2 separate regions of the Homo sapiens genome follow, and region 1 is linked to region 2. The links are chromatin contacts, found by Hi-C or POLR2A ChIA-PET in ENCODE. All regions are on one chromosome and are shown on one strand. The core of a region is the stretch at or near the end of the contact, and the rest is flanking DNA. Distances in the headings are between cores, read along the strand shown.

Region 1 (2,706 bases), core at 175-2,674, 77 kb after region 2:
AAGCCTCAATAAAAAACATGGAACTTTCAGCCACTCCCCAATATCTGAGGAGAAGAGAGGGACTGGAGATGGAAGCACTCGTCAACGGCCAGTGACTGATCAATCATGCCTGTGTAAAGAAACCTCCATAGAAACCCAGGAATGGCCAGGCACGGTGGCTAAATAAATATTTCAAATCATTTCTAATGGTGGATTCACAATTTTGTGGGATTATTTTTCTTAGAGTGTGCCAAATTCAATAATCAACAGGCCCTATAAAACCTGAAACTGGGCTGGGTGCAGTGGCTCACGCCTGAATCCCAACATTTTGGAAGGCTGACGCAGGATGATCACTTGAGCCTAGGTGTTCGAGACCAGCCTAGGCCACAGAAGAAGACCCCCGTCTCTACAAATAATTTAAAACTTAGCCGGGCGCGGTGGCTCATGCCTGTAATCCCAGCACTTGGGGAGGCGGAGGCAGGCGGATCACCTGAGGTCAGAAGTTCGAGACCAGCCTGGCCAACATGGTGAAACCCCATCTCTACTAAAACCACAAAAATTAGCCGGGTGTGGTGGCTCACGCCTGTAGTCCCAGCTACTCAGGCGGCTGAGGCAGGAGAATCGCTTGAACCTGGGAGGCAGAGGTTGCAGTGAGCCGAGATCTTGCCATTGCACTCCAGCCTGGGCGACAAGAGCAAAACTGTCTCAAAAAAAATAAAAATAAAAATAAAAAAGAAACCCTTGAACGACAGGATTTGAAGAGCTTCGGGTTATTAAACACACAGAGGCGTTGAGACGGTGGTGCAAGTAGAGAGGGCACGGAAACTCCATGCCACCCCCACTTCCCACAGCTGGCCCTGTGATCTCTCCTATGTGGCTGTTCCTGAGTTGTAGCCTTTATAAAAAAACCACGTAAGTCAAAATGTAAGTAAAGTGTTTTCCTGAGTTCTATGAATCATTCTAGAAAATTATCAAATCCAAAGAGGGAGTTATGGGAACCACTGATGTACAGCCATTGGTCAGAAACACAGGTAGCCCAGGACTTACAACTGGTGTCTTAAGTTGGGTCAGTCTTGTGACACTGAGCCCTTTAACTTGTAGGATTTGATGCTAACTCCAGGCAGATAGTGTCAGAATTAAACTGAATTATGGAATGCCCAGTTGTTATCTAGAGAACTGGAGTAGTGTTAGAAAAGATACCACATCAAGTGTCAAGAGAAAAAGAAACCCTCATTGCCCATCTCTCGAAAGATCACTGGCCTTGACTGACGAATGTCCAGTATTTTATACTTTGTCCATTTTTGAATTGTTTCAGGCAAGAAGGTGTACTGAGCCCTGTTGCTCCATACTGGCCAAAAGTGGAAAACCTCAAACCCAAGCCTTCTCCACCACCCCCGAGGCCTCCTGTGCCGACTTCTATCAAGGAGGCCTATATTGGAATCATCTGACCCCTTGTCTGTATGACTCATGAGAGCCATGGTAAAATAAAAATTCAATCTCTGAGTCACCAGTCCCTAGCACAGAGGCCTGGCTCACTTGAGATTCTAGGGAAGCTTTGCTGGTTGAATAAACGTATGTGTGGATGCAAGTCCTGGCTCAAAAATCTAAGGTCCTCTAAGAACACAGGTCCCTAGCGCCATTCCGAAAGGCTCGACCCAAGGCCTGCACTGAACTTGAGAACAAAATCTAAACTCTTCACTAGCCAGGAGAATTGGGGACTTTGTTTCCCCTTAACGACAGTAAGAAGAGAACCCAAACCAAAGCCTAGAATAAGAAGTGATTTGATAAACTGGACAAACACCCTGGGAAATGGCAATTAGAATAACTTGCAATTTCAATCACTCCTTTGTTTCATAATTTTCCTAGAAGCTAAATATTTTTCTATTTGGTACAAGGGGATTTTCCTGGCCATCTCTTCAAAAGATAGGAAATTAATAATATTGGGTCTTGCGAGTATTCACTTAAGTTTAGATAATTTCTGTCATTTCCTGTTTAAAATCTCCCTAATAACAAGAACATGCAGTAACAAGTTTTTTGGCATTTTTCTTAAATGAAGATAGGACAAAATAGATTGTTCTACCCTGTTCACCCTGGCCATAACCATATCTAGGTGCAAAGAAATGGTACACAGTGTGAAGAATAAATCAATTCCTAGACACATTCTACAGGACTTTCCTAAATTAGATCATAACAATTTTAAAGGTCAAATAAAGGCAAAAACACTTTCAGTCTTAGTACCAAGGCATCATGTGGCTCCTTGCAGTGAGCTGTGAAACTTCCCCACCAACATGAAAGCTTACAGTCAAGACTCACAGGAGAAAAAAAGAGAAAAGGACTAAATTGTCGTGTAAATAAGAGATTCAGGATTAACACAAGCATTCTTTTATTTTTTTGAGATGGGGGTTCACTGTGTTGCCCAGGCTGGAGTGCAGTGGTGCAACCTCAGCTCACTGCAACCCCCACCTCCCCTGCTCAAGCGATCCTCCTGCCTCAGCTTCCTGGGTAGCTAGGACCATAGGTGTGTGCCAGCACACCTGGCTAATTTTTTGTACTTTTGGTAGAGACTGGGTTTCACCATGTTGCTCAGGCTGAAGACAAGCGTTCTTATGCACATTTCTGGAGGATATTGAGGGGTAGGTTTAAAGTCCAACCATGCTTTTTTTTTTTTTTTTTTTTTTTTTTTTTTTGATACATGGTCTCGCTCTGTCGCCCAAGCTGGAGTGCAGG
Region 2 (2,700 bases), core at 176-2,675:
TGGAAATACTATATAATCTGCAAGCTTTTTACAAATGGTAGTGGTTCTCCTGTCTAGCCCGCCACTACTGGACTGCCCAGTATGTAAGTCCCCTTAATAAACCCTATATCTTGTTTGCTGGTTCCAGTTCTCTTCTTCAGCCTCTTTTTATTTTATTTTATTTTTTTGAGACGGAATCTCACTCTGTCGCCCAGGCTGGAGTGCAGTGGCAAGATCTCGGCTCACTGCAACTTCGCCTCCCAGGTTCAAGCCATTCTCCTGCCTCAGCCTTCTGAGTAGCGGGGATGAGAGGTGCCCGCCAACACACCCAGCTAATTTTTGTATTTTTAATAGAGACCGGGTTTCACCATGTTGGCCAGGCTGGTCTTGAACTCCTGACCTCAAGTGATCCGCCCACCTTGGCCTCCCAACATGCTAGGATTAGCATGCAAGCCACCGCACCCAGCCCTTGGGCCTCTTGAACACGGTGCCATCCTTACTGAAATCAATTGAAGTCTGGCACAACACCAAGGTCACACAGCCAAAAGCAGCAGCAATAGTCTTAAAACTCCACCTTCAGGGTCCCCTGTCACCTCTAACTTAGCTTCCCACGCCTAGAGTATGGGAGCCTGATTGACAATGTTCACCTTACTGTCCTCAGGTTTTTCCATTCTGCTTCTCCCCTCTTCTTCTGTGGAAGCCCAGGAAACACTGTGCTGAGGAATTAGGAGGCCTGGGATTGAATGCCAGTTCCACAGCTTTGCAACTATGTTAATAACATCTCCTTCTGGGGTTTAAAGGGCATCAGTGCATGCAAAGAGCCTAGGTGGAGGCCACCATGTGGTCAGCGAATCTCATTTCCAGTTTCCTCCAGGGACCCAGATAGACTACACATCTCCCAGCCTTCCTTGCAGTCAGGCGTGATCATGTGACCAAGTTACGGCCAGTGGAAGTGAGCAGAAGTGACATCATCGCTTCCAGACCCCGCCCATTAGAGCCTCCCACATGAGCTCCCTCTCTTCCAGACTCTGCTGGTTGGATGAAGTGGATTCACTTTCCTCATCTGTAAAATGGGATGATGAGGATCACACACACGGTGAGGCAGGAACGAGTGGATCATGTGAAGCACTTGTTCGCAGTGCCCTGCACAGTCAACAAGGTAAAAGCATGAGCTATTATTCTCTCCACCTGACAGAGGAAGCAAGGATGGACACTCTCTCCTCCCATGCCCCCACTATCCCTCCTCCTCAGATACAGCAACTCTGTAGGGCCAGGGATGTGCTTGTGAATGGGACTGGCTTCCCGGGAAAGGCAAACAGAGCAGGCAGTGGTGACTGTGGGCAAATTAACCTGTTTGGCCTTTCCTTCTTCTTCTTGAAAAGAGAGAGAGAGAAATGATAGACCAGGTGTGGTGGCTCATACCTGTAATCCCAGTGCTTCGGGAGGCCAAGGTGGGAGGATCACTTGAGGCCAGGAGTTTGAGACCAGCCATAGCAAGACTCCATCTGTACAAAAAAAATTAAAACTTATCTGGGCATGGTGGCACATGTAATCCCAGCTACCCAGGAGGCTGAGGCAAGAGGACTGCTTGAGCCCTGGAGGTTGAGGCTGCAGGGAGGCAGCAGTGGACTTGCTGCCCAGGCACGGTGGCTCACGCCTGTAATCCCAGCACTTTGGAAGGCCGAGGCAGGCAGATCACCTGAGGCCAGGAGTTCGAGACCAGCCTGGCCAACATGGTGAAACCCTGTCTCTACTAAAAATACAAAAATTAGCAGGGCGTGGTGGCACACGCCTGTAGTCCAAGCTACTCAGGAGGCTGAGGCAGGAGAATGAACCCAGGAGGCGGAGGCTGCAGTGAGCTGAGATCATGCCACTGCACCCTAGCCTGGGCAACAACGTGAGATCCTCTCTTTAAAAAAGAGAGAGAGAGAGAGATGCTAGACTCTACATAAGATTGTGACAACTGATCAGGGTAATTCTCTAAATCAGTGTTTCTCAAAGCATGGTCTCCAGACATGCAGCATCAGCCTCACTTGGTAACTTGCTAGAAATGCAGACTCTTGGGCCCCACTCCAGACCTGCTGAATCAGAAACTCTGGGGCTGGGCCCAGCAATCTGTGTGTTAACAGGCCTTCAGATAACGCTGATGCACACTCGAGTTTGAGAATATAAAGGGCTGACATGAAGGGCTTACCACTGTGCTTGTCCTGTGCACGTGAGAAGCCCTCCTAAAAATTGTCTTTCGTCTTTGGAGGGGATAAGCTGGACCCTGAAGAGTAAGTAAAATATGGCAGCATCTTTGCATCTCATCCACAAATTTGAGTTGCTCAGAAATACATCACTTCTTAAAAATGTTCGGTGACTCACTGAATCTCCGACTCATATCCTCCACGTTGCTGCGCTGGCATAAAAGTAAACTTCAGTCCTTCTTGACTTTTCCATGCCTTTCTGGGGTTGGGTGTTGGTTCTTGGGTTTCACACAGTGCTGAGAGGCGTCTAGGTCCTCCATCCACTTGGGTGACCATTCAGCTCTTCATCCTTCCGGTCCACATGACCCCTTCCAAATTAGAAGCCTCGGCTGCTCTCAGAGCTCGCTTGGGGCCCCAGGCTCTTCACTGAAGCTGCCTTGAGCACCATCATCCAGAGCCACAGACTCATATGCCCAAAGGGACCAGGTTCATCAAGGAGACAAAGTGGACTGGCTGGCCAGGTGCGGTGGCT

The links. Hi-C counts contacts between places; a loop is a spot of excess contacts on that map. ChIA-PET counts read pairs that join two places held with the same protein, here RNA polymerase II (POLR2A). Pooled maps may share reads with other maps.
Region 1: a pooled map shows a loop between it and region 2 (5-fold over the local background). The contact joins the enhancer-like site here to the promoter of LINC02129 in region 2. A Hi-C loop is called at or near these places in 8 of 50 pooled maps. POLR2A ChIA-PET finds 5 or more read pairs at or near these places in 8 of 52 experiments (B cell, CD4-positive, alpha-beta T cell, activated CD4-positive, alpha-beta memory T cell and 4 more).

The regions. Positions count from the first base shown.
Region 1 is chr16:27,252,232-27,254,937 of GRCh38, forward strand. The region is part of intron 2 of NSMCE1 (NSE1 component of SMC5/6 complex); the gene reads right to left. Among named protein-coding and RNA genes, the nearest start is that of NSMCE1-DT, 15 kb to the right of the region's middle. Within about 2 kb of position 1,425, at least 10 of the 41 ENCODE cell types and tissues checked have a DNase peak (open chromatin) inside an H3K27ac peak, as active enhancers do; they include B cell, where a contact is called at or near this core.
Region 2 is chr16:27,175,162-27,177,861 of GRCh38, forward strand. LINC02129 (long intergenic non-protein coding RNA 2129) reads right to left here and starts at 1,426. Exons shown (of 4, transcript NR_170200.1): 1 at 1,402-1,426.